Regions from separate parts of the Homo sapiens genome. Here region 2 is linked to region 1. The links are chromatin contacts, found by Hi-C or POLR2A ChIA-PET in ENCODE. All regions are on one chromosome and are shown on one strand. The core of a region is the stretch at or near the end of the contact, and the rest is flanking DNA. Distances in the headings are between cores, read along the strand shown.

Region 1 (6,537 bases), core at 1,286-3,785:
TAGCTAGCTAGTTTACACAGGAGGAAAATAGCTCAAGTCATAATACAAGTGGGCTTAAATTTGTTTAATTAATTTTTTATTATTTATTTTTTAATGGCAGTAAAATATACATTACGTAAAATTTACCATTCTAGCCATTTTTAAGTGCACAGTTCAGTGGCAGTAAGTACCTTCATGTTATTCAACCATCAAGCACCATCCACTCCAGAATTTGGCTTAAAGCTATTTTGCTAATTGCTTTCCAAAACAAAAAAACCTTTAAAAATTTTCCTAGGAATAGTTGGTCAAGGTCTGAAAATATGGAAGACACTACATCTGCGTCTATACATGCGGGAGCCAGTATGATCCTGCCTCATGGCCCTGCAATTGAAGTATCTAAGGGGTTTGACAGTATACTTAGAAAAAATGGGTTGTGACTAAATAACAGTTTTCAATCAGACTTACGGAAGGAGAATATTAACCCCTTTTGAGAAAATAAACAAATTTGGCAAAACAAACACTGATATGACTAACTGCTTTGGTTAAATAATTTTATTCATTCATTCAAAATACCTAGTGAGCCCTTATTTATTCTAGATATTGTTCTAGGCATTGGGGAATTTGTGGTGAACAAATATACTAAGTCATCACTTCCAAAGATGTTATAGTCCAGTAGGAAAGACAATGTACCGATAAATATACCACAGATGGTGATAAATGCTACGATGCAAAACAAGTATGGATAAGAAAAGTAAAATCAAATTTCAATCTTTCTTTCCTAATTCTTCCCATTTATAATATTTTAGAGACAAAAACAGAATACCTTCTTAGAATGGAAACCCCATTGTCAAAAAAGACTCTGGTACATGAGGTGATAGGCTAAGGAGATGAGGCTGAGCAGGTCAGAATATGAAAGCCTTGTGTTGCTTTGCTCTCCTCTCTCTGTTTCTCAGTTTTTTCAGCATCTTGATTCTTTTTACTCTTCTTCCTTCATTTCACTGAAAAAGCAGGTAACTAAGGATATATATCTACTCATTTCTCCAGCAAATATGAATTAGAAATCTGCCATTATGGAACACTGTGCCAGCTGCTGCAGGGAGTCAGGAATGCATAGGGCACAGATGATCTCCTCAGAATGCATTGGCGTTTATTAGGTTGGTGCAAAAGTCATTGCAGTTTTGCCACTACTTTTAATGCAAAAGCTGCAATTACTTTTGCAGCAATCTATTAGATATGTAGTTGCAGAAGGAGGCAATCAATGCTATGTGTCCCATGAACAGCAGAGATGACACATGCTTTGAGGCTTTCAGGAGATACCAAGACAACTTCTATTAAGGAAATCTTAGAATAATTCATAGAAAAGGTAACTGTAGAGATGGAGTTTGTTGGATGAGCAGCACAGAATTATGAAAGAAGAGAGGTTCTCAATAGGGAAAATGTGACCAATATGTCCACTGTGCAGAAAAGTAGAGGGGGAGAAAGACTGAACAAGGTTTGATCACAAGTGAGTACATTTGAGAGAGTATCTGTGTGTGTGTGTGTGAGAGCGGGGGAAACTGGCAGAAAATTAAAATTTAGGACGTCAACTGTTTTATCTAAATAATACCACCTCACATACTTGGCTGACTTTACCATGGAATTAAGCTCATGTATTCATTCATTCAATAGATATTAATGGATTGCCTATTGGGCCGGTACTAGGGATACAATAGTGAACAAAACAGAAAAATTTCCAAGTTCTAAATCCATAGAGCAAGCTAGAAACTCCTGAGCAGGAGCTGATGCTCCAGTCCACAGGTAGAACTTCTTCAGAGAGACCTCAGTGCTGTTCTTAAGGCCTTTCAACTAATTGGATCATTTCCACCCAGAAAATCTAGGATAATTTCATTCACATAAAGTCAACTTGAGTGTAGATGACTACCAAATACATTTACAGCATCATATCTACCATATAGCTTTATAGCATCACCTCGATTAGTGTCTGCCTGAATAACTGGGTACCATAGCCTGGCCAAGTTGACACCTAAAACTGACCGTCACAGATGACTCACCAATTTTTACCCAGTAACAAACTGACTGGCTTTGTGTGGACTATGACACCTCTTTCCTCTACCTTCTGTTTTTTTAACTGGCTCTTTTGAATTATGTAGATGGCTTCAGACTTGGATTTCCTGTCTGGCAGGCTATAGTCAGGTTCCAAATGACAAAATATTAATTAGGAGGACTGTGCATGATCTTGTTTACAAATTCATTAGCACTGGGAGCTTGGCTTTGGCAGTTGTTTGTCCTGATGCCATGGGGGTACATTTCAGCCCCCAAATAGCACCATCTGGATCTCATGTCCAACTTTGTGGCCATTCTAATCTTCATCTCTTTAATATAAGAAGAGTGGTGCTGCTCGCACTGCTGCCCATAATTCAATATTAAAATACTCCTTTAAGAACAAAATAGTGCCTGTGTGACTTGGTGTGTGTCATGGGGAAATTCTAGGGAGGAGAAATAACTGCTATCCACTTCATCCTATTGACCCCAGTGAACTCTGTTCAATAAATATTTGCAGAGTGACTGAATGCCAAAGCATGTCTTGAGTTTATGCAACTTGGTGACATTTCCACCGCTAAAACTGTTACTACAAACTTTATCTTGGAGAACTCATGATAGGTGGTGAAGTTGCTCCGAACCTAGGAAGCTGCTATTGGCCAAATTATGTGCTGTTGGAGAGAAACATTTCCTGTGTATTCAAAAAAAGTGGAGGCTTGGCATGACTAATATGGTAAGAATGTTCTCATCTTCTCCAGGAGAAGAATGGAGTCAGGTAGAGCTTTGCAACAATCCGTGGTCACAAACCTCAGTAGACACCCAGGTCATTAACTAACCACATGCATGTGGCACATGGAATGGAACATCCCAGAGCTCTGAAACCACAGGCATCTCTCTGCTGGATTAAAGGAAGCAATTTCACAGGCCCAGACAGAAAAGGGATGTGGTGATTTTTCAAACGATTCTGATTTATAGTCAATAAGGTGCAAGGTTATGATACACAGAGTAAATGAATCGTTTACACTCCTCCTCATCACTCCCTTCCAGAAGCTCTGGCTTCTGCTGGTTTCTAGGAAGATACCAAGAGTGTCACCTTTATGAGCACCATGCCTGGTCTTTGTATCTGTCATCCAGCCTCCCATCTGTGAAGTGATTCTTCAGAAACCCCTGACTTTGGTTACTAGCCAAGCCAGGGTGTGATATTTTTTCCTGTTTAATTAACAACAACAAAAAAAGGCTTGCGCATTTACTTTTGCCAGCTATCTGAAAGTTCAAAAGGTAAAGAACATTTCCGTCCACAAATAAGCCATGGAATGTATTTGGAAATTGAGTTTTCATCAGTAGTTGCTGTTTTGAGCCACTTATTCCACTGCTGAGGAAAGTGAAATGGGAGTTCTTTCCTGAAAGGGGGGGAAAAAAACCCAGAAACTTTGTATTTAGAATTTCACATCTATGGTAGAGGCTCTAGGAATTTGAGGTCATCTTTCTGACACTGATTTAGGCTAGTACACCCTCAGATGGGAGGTATTTATTATACCCATTGGTACAATGAAAGTTCAAATTTATACTGAAAGAAAATAATAAGATAAAGGCATGGCCATTTTGAGACCTTCTGATGATAGGCCATGATGGTACTTCATAAACCAACCTATCCTTAGCAAAAGACTCGTTTCATAAATTGCATTTTTAATTTATAATGATGCAAAGCTGAATGCCATATTTGCCGTGTAGGGCTACCCATTACAGACCAGGCATCCTGTCCATGGAACTTGGTAGAAAACCCCCAAAGTATCCCCTTTCATGCTGATCCAAGAGTCCAGATGCCACATTTTGTGCCACTTTATGAAGGAAGTGACATTTGAATTGAAGGCTGAAATGCAAGGAGGATTTAAATGACAGGGAAGGATGTAATTTAAGTGTCTGTCATCTGTCTGATCTCATCTCCCAACATTCTGAGGCTATTTTTCAAGAATTGAGAAAACTGTCTTGAATCCCCATCTTGCATATAGTACAAGGTCTAGTACCCTTCCTCAGCATACCTCAGAGGTCTTTAAGGGTCTATGTGTCCTTTGATCACCATTACCTATAATGTCTCGCTTCCACTGACTTCTCAGTCTCTTCTGTGTCTCATCTTCTCAAGCAATTTTTTTCCAGCCCTACATCAATGTGGTTCTCAGTTTCTCAAGATACCACTGATATAAAGCTGTTCAACATTCAGATTTTAAGGCCACCAAGAAGAGTTGCAACATGGCACAGAAGTGGCAACATCTTAGATTTTATACCATATATTGACATGGTATCTCATGTCGAATTTTAATTCCCAGTGTTGAATGAGGGGCCTGGTGAGAAGTGACTGAATCATGGGGGTGGACTTCTCCCTTGCTGTTCTTGTGATAGAGTTCTCCGAGATCTGCTTCTTTAATAGTGTATAGCACCTCCCCCTTACCTCTTATCTGCTGCTGGCCATACAAAGACGTGCTTACGTCCCCTTAGCCTTCTGCCATGATTATAAGTTTCCCGCAGCCTCCCAGAAGCAGAAGCCTGTGCAACCAGCAGAACCAGGAGCCAATTAAACCTCTTTTCTTTATAAATTACCCAGTTTCAGGTATTTCCTTATATCAGTGTGAGAATGGGCTACTAAATATATTCCTCATCCAATTTCTGTGGTCTTCTCAGCCACAGGAGATATCTTACTAGCCTTTCTATTTAGGATGCCACTTGTCATTAATCTGGGGCCACAGCTAGAGTTAGAGAAGGCTGATGTAATAAAAAGTAAAATGTCTCCTGATGTTATGACTCGAAGAACTAAAAAACTTTCTTTTTCACATAGCAGTCTGAATTAAGGTTTCCAGGCTAGCCTTTGGTTCTGCTCCATATAATCATTCAGGGACCTGGCTGTTAGTGAGTTGTTGCTTTGCTGGTCTCTGTGTCTTGTATTGTTTACATGGCCAAGGCTGGCACACCCCAGTGGTTACATCCAGTATGAAAGGGGAAGATATTGCCTACTGTCTATGGCTCTGGCTCAGGAGCGGCACACCCTACTTTTGCTCACATTCCCTGGGTGAGAATTCAGTCATAAGACCAAACTAACCTCAAGGAGTCTGGGAAATGTAGTACCAACACAGGTGGCCACTCGTTTATCCCAATTTCCTTTACTACAAAAGAAGGTGAGAATAAATGTTGGTGAAGAACTAGGAGTTCCTGCTACATCTTTCACTTGTCTTTCAGAAACTTCTTCCTTTGGACTCAATTTTTTTCTCTACTTCTCAGCAGCTAACTCCTAGATTTCTATCCCATTTTAAATGCAAAACAATTTGGTTTCTCATGTTTTTAATACTCTCCTCCCAGACCAGACTCAGTGGCCTCAATTTTTTTTTTTTTTTTTTGAGATGGAGTCTCTCTTTGTCACCCAGGCTGGAGTTCAGTGGCACAATCTCGGTTCACTGCAACCTCCGCCTCCCAGGTTCAAGCGATCCTCCTGCTTCAGTCTCCCAAGTAGCTGAGATTACAGGTGTGCGCCACCACACCCTGCTAATTTTGTATTTCTCATAGAGACAGGGTTTCGCCATTTTGGCCAGGCTGGTCTCGAACTCCTGACCTCAGGTGATCCACCTGCCTCAGCCTCCCAAAGTGCTGGGATTACAGGTGTGAGCCACCACGCCTGGCTAGTGGCCTCAACTTTTAACAGAACAGCCTGGTAAGCTCTTTTGCTATACAAAGAACCAACTACCACTGAGATAAGCATTCCCTGTTCCTATAAGGCAAAGGCAGTCATCTACCCATTATTTTGCTTGGTGTGTGCACATGAGTTCCCCACTCATGTACAAGCATGAAAGTAGTAATTATTCCTCTCTGCTGCATAAGGGGCTATATGCAGTGGAGTGAAGGGAGTGAGTATTCCCTGAAAAGGAAATATTGAAACAAAAAAGTGGAGAGAGGAAAGCATGGGGTAAATTCAGAAGTCAGAGATGGGTCTGGTTGACCTGGCTCATAGGCTATGTGGAAAAGAATGGGGGCATTAAGAAGGATTCCTTCCAGTCAAAAGTAATAGAAACCTAATGCAAATCAACAGAGGCTAAATAGGGTTATTATATGAGAGGTCATAGAGGCACTTACAGTTCCAAGTAAGTGCTAGATCTAGGGCCCCAGAAGATGTCAGATAGAGGCAAGTCTTTGTTTCTGTCTCTGAACTGTTTGGTCTGTCTTCTCAAATAGGATCTCTCCATAGGATCCTTGACCTCTCTAGGCCATATATTATCTGTAAAATTTTCAAGCTGTTTCCAGTGAGCCACCAAGGTAAATTAAAGGTGGATTCCAGTGCCAGATTATGCCATGCAGAATTTACAAAGTAAAGGACAGAGAGCCAGTTCTAACCACTCTTGGATTCTCCTGACAGGTGAAGGTTTTTAAAAGGATGGGGTTATGGAGAAGTTGTGACTGTGAAGAGGGGAAGGATTTTTTTAAAGAGGTTGGGGGTGTGTGTGTGTGTGCACATGTGTGTGTGTGTGGCAGTAACTC
Region 2 (6,537 bases), core at 2,912-5,411, 120 kb after region 1:
ATGTGAGCTGTGATTGTGCTATGGTGGTAAATTCACTTGCTAGTTGGTGCCTTTTTGCAGGCAACCATGAAATTCTTGAAGATCTATTTGCACTTTAACACAAGGTAGTGGGTTAAAGTAGATTGAACATGATCTCCCAGAAATGGATTGAATATCATTCCTTCATATGAGGGCTTTGCCAGCAGTTCTACCTCCATCAAGAAATGTGTATTCTTTGAGCTTTTACCTGTCCCAGGGTTATTTGAGGCTGGAATAGGATAACATAATTAAATTGCTCAGCTAACATTAGGCTCTCAGCAAATGCAGATTTCCTTCCTATACTTGTCATTCTTATAAGCAGAGATAGCTTAGAAATTTGCATGACTGAAACTATCGTTTTTTGCATTTGTTTCATGTCACTTTTTAAAAAATTATTTTACTTTAAATTCTGGAATACATGTGCTGAACGTGCAAATTTGTTACATAGGTATACATGTGTCATGGTGGTTTGCTGCACCTATTAACACGTCATCTAAGTTTTAAGCCATGCATGCATTAGGTATTTGTCCTAATACTCTCCCTCCCCTTGCCCCCCACCCCCTGACAGGCCCCGGTGTATGATGTTCCCCTCCCTGTGTCCATGTGTTCTTATTGTTCAACTCCCACTTATGAGTGAGAACATGCAGTGTTCAGTTTTCTGTTCCTGTGTTAGTTTGTGGAGAATGATGGTTTCCAGCTTCATCCATATCCCTGCAAAGGACATGAATTCATTCTTTTTTTATGGCTCCGTAGTATTCCGTGGTGTATATGTGCCACATTTTCTTTATCCAGTCTCTCATTGATAGGTATTTGGCTTGATTCCAAGTCTTTGCTATTGTAAAAAATGCTGCAACAAATCCAGCAGCACATCAAAAAGCTTATCCACCACATTAAAGTGGGCTTCATCCCTGTGATGCAAGTCTCGTTCAACATAAGCAAATCAATAAACGTAATCCATCACATAAACAGAACCAACGACAAAAACTGCATGATTGTCTCAATAGATGCAGAAAAGGCCATCGATAAAATTCAACACCCTTCATGCTAAAAACACTCAATAAACTACATATTGATGGAACATATCTCAAAATAATAAGAGCTATTTATGACAAATCCATAGCCAATATCATACTGAATGGGTAAAAGCTGGAAGCATTCCCTTTGAAAATTGGCATAAGACAAGGATGCCCTCTCTCACCACTCCTATTCAACATAGTATTGGAAGTTCTGGCCAGGGCAATTGGGCAAGAGAAAGAAATAAAATGTATTCAAATAGGAAGAGAGGAAATCAAATTGTCTCTGTTTGCAGATGACATGATTGTATATTTCGAAAACCCCATCGTCTTAGCCCAAAAACTCCTTAAGCTGGTAAACAACTTCAGCAAAGTCTCAGGCTACACAATTCATGTGCAAAAATCACAAGCATTCTTATACACCAATAATAGACAAGGAGAGAGCCAAATCATGAGTGAACTCCCATTCACAATTGCTACGAAGAAAATAAAGTACCTAGGAATACAAGTTAAAAGGAACATGAAGGACCTCTTCAAGGAGAACTACAAATCACTGCTCAAGGAAATAAGAGAGGACACAAATATTAGATGGATCAATGAGACAGAAAATTAACAATGATATCTAGGACTTGAACTCAGTTCTGGACCAAGCAGACCTAATAGACATCTACAGAACTCTCCACTCCAAATCAACAGAATATACATTCTTCTCAGCACCACATTGCACTTATTCTAAAATTGACCACATAATTGAAAGTAAAATACTCCTCAGCAAATGCAAAAGAACAAAAATCACAATGAACTGTCTCTCAGACCACAATGCAATCAAATTAGAACTCAGGATTAAGAAACTCACTCAAAACCACACAACTACATGGAAACTGAACAACTTGCTCCTGAATGACTACTGGGTAAATAACGAAATGAAGGCAGAAATAAAGATGTTCTTTGAAACAAATGAGAACAAAGACACAACGTACCAGAATCTGTGGGGCACATTTAAAGCAGTGTGTAGAGGGAAATTTATAGCACTAAATGCCCATAAGAGAAAGCAGGAAAGATCTAAAATCAACACCCTAACTATACAATTAAAAAAACTAGAGAAGCAAGAGCAAACAAATTCAAAAGCTAGCAGAAGACAAGAAATAACTAAGATCAGAGCAGAACTAAAGGAGATAGAGTCACAAAAAACCCATTAGGAAATCAATGAATCCAGGAGCTGGTTTTTTGAAGAGATCAGCAAAATAGATGGACCCATAGACAGACTAATAAAGAAGAAAAGAGAGAAGAATCAAATAGACACAATAAAAAATGATAAAGGGGATATCACCACCGATCCCACAGAAATACAAACTATCGTTAGAGAATACTATAAACACCTCTACGCAAATAAACTAGAAAATCTAGAAGAAATGGATAAATTCCTGGACACATACACTCTCCCAAGACTAAACCAGGAAGAAGTCGAATCTCTGAATAGACCAATAACAGGTTCTGAAATTAAGGCAATAATTAATAGTCTGCCAACCAAAAAATGCCTAGAACCGGATGGATTCGCAGCTGAATTCTACCAGAGGTACAAAGAGGAGCTGGTACCATTCGTTCTGAAACTATTCCAGTCAATAGAAAGAGAGGGAATCCTCCCTAACTCATTTTATGAGGCCAGCATTAGCCTGATATCAAAATCTGTCAGAGACACAACAAAAAAAGAAAATTTGAGGCCAATATTTCTGATGAACATAGACACAAAAATCCTCAATAAAATACTGGCAAACCGAATCCAGCAGCACATCAAAAAGTTTATCCACCATGATCAAATCGGCTTCATCCTTGGGATGCAAAGCTGATTCAACATACACAAATCAATAAACGTGGTCCATCACATAAACAGAACCAATGACAAAAACCACATGAAGATGCAGAAAAGGCCTTCGATAAAATTCAACACTCCTTCATGCTAAACACACTCAATAAACTAGGTATTAATGGAACATATCTCAAAATAATAAGAGGTATTTATGACAAACCCACAGCCAATATCATACAAAACGGGCAAAAACTGGAAGCATTCCCTTTGAAAACTGGCATAAGACAAGGATGCCCTCTCTCACCACTCCCATTCAACATAGTATTGGAAGTTCTGGCCAGGGCAATCAGGCAAGAGAAAGAAATAAGGGCATTCAATTAGGAAAAGAGGAACTCAAATTTTCTCTGTTTGCAGATGACATGTTGTATATTTAGAAAACCCCAACTTCTCAGCCTAAAATCTCCTTAAGCTGATAAGCAACTTCAGCAAAGTCTCAGGATACAAAATCAATGTGCAAAAATCACAAGCATTCCTATACACCAATAACAGACAAACAGAGAGCCAAATCATGAGTGAGCTCCCATTCACAATTACTACAAAGAGAATAAAATACTTACGAATCCAACTTACAAGGGATGTGACGGACCTCTTCAAGGAGAACTACAAACCATTGCTCAAGGAAATAAAAGAGGACACAAACAAATGGAAAAACATTCCCTGCTCACGGATAGGAGAATCAATATCACGAAAATGGCCTTACTGCCCAAAGTAATTTATAGATTCAATGCTATCCCCATCAGGCTAATAAGTGAGAAAATAGATGTTCACCCAAACCAAGTAAAAAAAAATTCATAAATATCTATGTAACATGATTTAACTGATAATTCCTAAATAACTATTATAAAAGAATTACTCTAGTAGAATAGGGTTCTGAAAATGGGAAAAGTATGGAGGTGACTTTCAGTCCATTTTATAAATTCTAGCTTATAGGAAATTCATATATTACAAAGGAAAAATCTTAGAACAAATAGAATAAGTTGATTTGTGCTGTTCTTAGTATTGGCTTAGCAACTTCCACAGTTAGGCAAAATCATCACATCATGATAAAAGAATGCAAAAATCCTGTGTCTATATAAGAAATGTGACCTGCATTGCATAGTAGAAGAACCTCAGGCTTAGCCACATTGATGTGGTTTAAGTTAATATCTAACTTAGCTAGTTCCTTTCTTCCTTTAGTTCATTGCAAAGCTTTTTCTGTATCAAGTAGCATTCTCTCTCTCTCTCTCTGTTTCTCAGTAAAGCAATCCAAAAATACCATTCTTAGCTTTTGAGTAAGTCCTCAGTCATCTATGGAAGCTAGAGTTCAAAGCTTTGAAACACTGTTGTGCAATTCCCTTTTTATTCCCCTAATATAGTATAGCACTTAAAAAACTTTCTCTCCGTCCTAATCATTGTCATCATAAATTAAAAGATCATAATCAGTGTAGAGTAGCTGTTCCTCTACTGGATGGAAAACTCTTGGCACTTACACGTCCCTTAATTAGAGAATGGAAGCCATGATGATTCAGCCAATACTCACTGTTCTCTTGGGTAGAGAGTAGAGAGAGGCTCAGTTACAGCTCTTTGAAGATTAAGGTAAGAAGAACACAGGTTTTGGCGTCAGACTAGCAAGAGTGCCAGACGACTCTAGACCACCTATGAGCTGTGCCCTATATTTGTTTGCTAGGGCTGCTGTAACAATGCACCACAAACTGAGTGGCCTAAACAATAGACATCTACTTTCTCACAGTCCTGGAAGCTAAAAGTCCAAGATCAAGGTGTTGGCAGGATGGCTTTCTTCTGAGGGCCTCTTTCCTTGGCTTAGATGGCTATCTTCTCCCTGTGTCTTCAGATGGTCGTTTCTCTGTAACTGCTTGTGCGCCTAGATTTCTTCTTACAAGGACATCAATCATATTGGACAAGGGCTAGTCTTCATGATCTAATTTTATCTAAATTATGTGTTTATAGACCCTGTTTTCAAATATAGTCACATTCTGACATATTAGGGGTTAGAATTTCAACATATGCATCTTGGGTGGACATAATTCAGTGCATCAAATGTGCCCTCATCCAAATTCCTTAGAATTCTGGGGCTTGTTTATTTGGAATGTGTGACATGGTCAATTGTGAAGAATTGTGGATGTTGACCATCAGGTGAAGACCATGCTTCACATACCCAAGGTAGGGGTCATTGTCCCAATATAAGCATATTCATGTCAATCTCTACTTTTCACCATTAAAGTTGTTGCTTTTTAAATAATAACAATGGGTTTACCTGATGTATTCAAAGTATACATTTTTTAAAAATCTGTGTTTCCTAGAGTAATTGCCAAACCTAGCATACTACAAATAAAAGGATATTTATCTAGGTTGAATCTATAAAGACTTGGGATTTATTTAGAATTTACATACTTGGAGATTACTGCATATTAAGATGGCATAGCATCATATATATCCCTATATAATCATATTTATTGATTATTTTTATTTCTTCTTTTCTCCCAACTTTCACATCAAAATAATCACCAGGTTCATGATTATTTTGTGAATGTTTGTGTCCCCCCCCCAATTCATATGTTGAAACCTAACCCCAAGGCAATAATATTAAACAGTGGGGCCTTTGGGAGGTGTTTAGGTCATGAGGGTTCTATCCCAATGAATGGGTTTAGTGCCCTTATAAAAGGGGCCTGAGGAAGCTTGTTTGCCCCTCCTGTCATGTGAGTACACAGCTAGAAGGCAGTATCTATGAATAATAGGTCCTCACCAGACACTGGATCTGCAGGTGCATTGACCTTGGACTTCCAAGCTTCTACAAATACAAGAAATAAATGTGTGCTGTTTGTAAATGACCCCGTCTAAAGTATTTTGTTGTAGCTGCCATAATGGACAAAGACAGTCCACCAGCATCTGTTTGCTACATATGTTTCTCTCCCCATCTTTCCTGCCCTCATCATAGTTCAAGTCCTCAGCTTTTTTTTGGTGGCTGGGGTATGGGTTCTGTACCATTTTAACAGCCTTCTCATTGTTTTTTTTCTCCTTCTAGTCCTGCCATGTCATATCCATAAATACTGTGGTCAAGCTAATGTATCAAACTGCAAATTAGATTACATCTCTAACTCATAATCTATCAATTGTGTGATATTGTATATAGCAGTCTACCTGAAATAATAGTTATATTGGGACAGAAACTGCAGATAACAGTCACATGTGTGACATAGTCCAAGTAATAACTAATGCTATCAGAGGCTGTTCCATAGATAAAATTGACTTGATTGCTCCAACCATTATATACTTTTCTCTCCCATTTGTACGTGATCAGTCTATGCCAGCACCGATTTAGAAAATCAGATCTGAACTCCTTTTCACGACATTCAACACTAGTGATTGAGAAACCCCCAGCCAGACCTGGGCCTGCCCTCCAGTGATTTGGAAGTCCCCAGAGTTCCCCTTGTTGTCAGTTAGAACTCCATTCCTCTCCTTGTTGCTTGAAGTTTTCCATGAACAGATACCTGCCTTCCGGTCTTGCCATCACATTTCGATGGTACGTTTTATGCCATAATCACATCAAGCTCTCATGATTTGTTTGCCTGTTAGTCTCACTCCTAGCCTAAAAGCACCTCCATAGTATTTTCTTCAACTTTATTTCTCTGGTGCACTTAG

The links. A loop is a pair of places that touch in the nucleus more often than their neighbours do. ChIA-PET counts read pairs that join two places held with the same protein, here RNA polymerase II (POLR2A). Pooled maps may share reads with other maps.
Region 2: a map of Calu3 shows a loop between it and region 1 (5-fold over the local background). The contact joins two enhancer-like sites. A Hi-C loop is called at or near these places in 1 of 168 maps with a recorded cell type or tissue (Calu3) and 2 of 50 pooled maps. POLR2A ChIA-PET finds 5 or more read pairs at or near these places in 3 of 52 experiments (AG04449, OCI-LY7 and PC-9).

What each region holds. Positions count from the first base shown.
Region 1 is chr1:218,703,501-218,710,037 of GRCh38, forward strand. The region is part of intron 3 of LOC105372924 (a long non-coding RNA gene); the gene reads right to left. Among named protein-coding and RNA genes, the nearest start is that of LINC02869, 200 kb to the left of the region's middle. Within about 2 kb of position 2,536, at least 9 of the 41 ENCODE cell types and tissues checked have a DNase peak (open chromatin) inside an H3K27ac peak, as active enhancers do.
Region 2 is chr1:218,819,355-218,825,891 of GRCh38, forward strand. No RefSeq gene overlaps it. Among named protein-coding and RNA genes, the nearest start is that of LINC01710, 96 kb to the right of the region's middle. Within about 2 kb of position 4,162, at least 2 of the 41 ENCODE cell types and tissues checked have a DNase peak (open chromatin) inside an H3K27ac peak, as active enhancers do.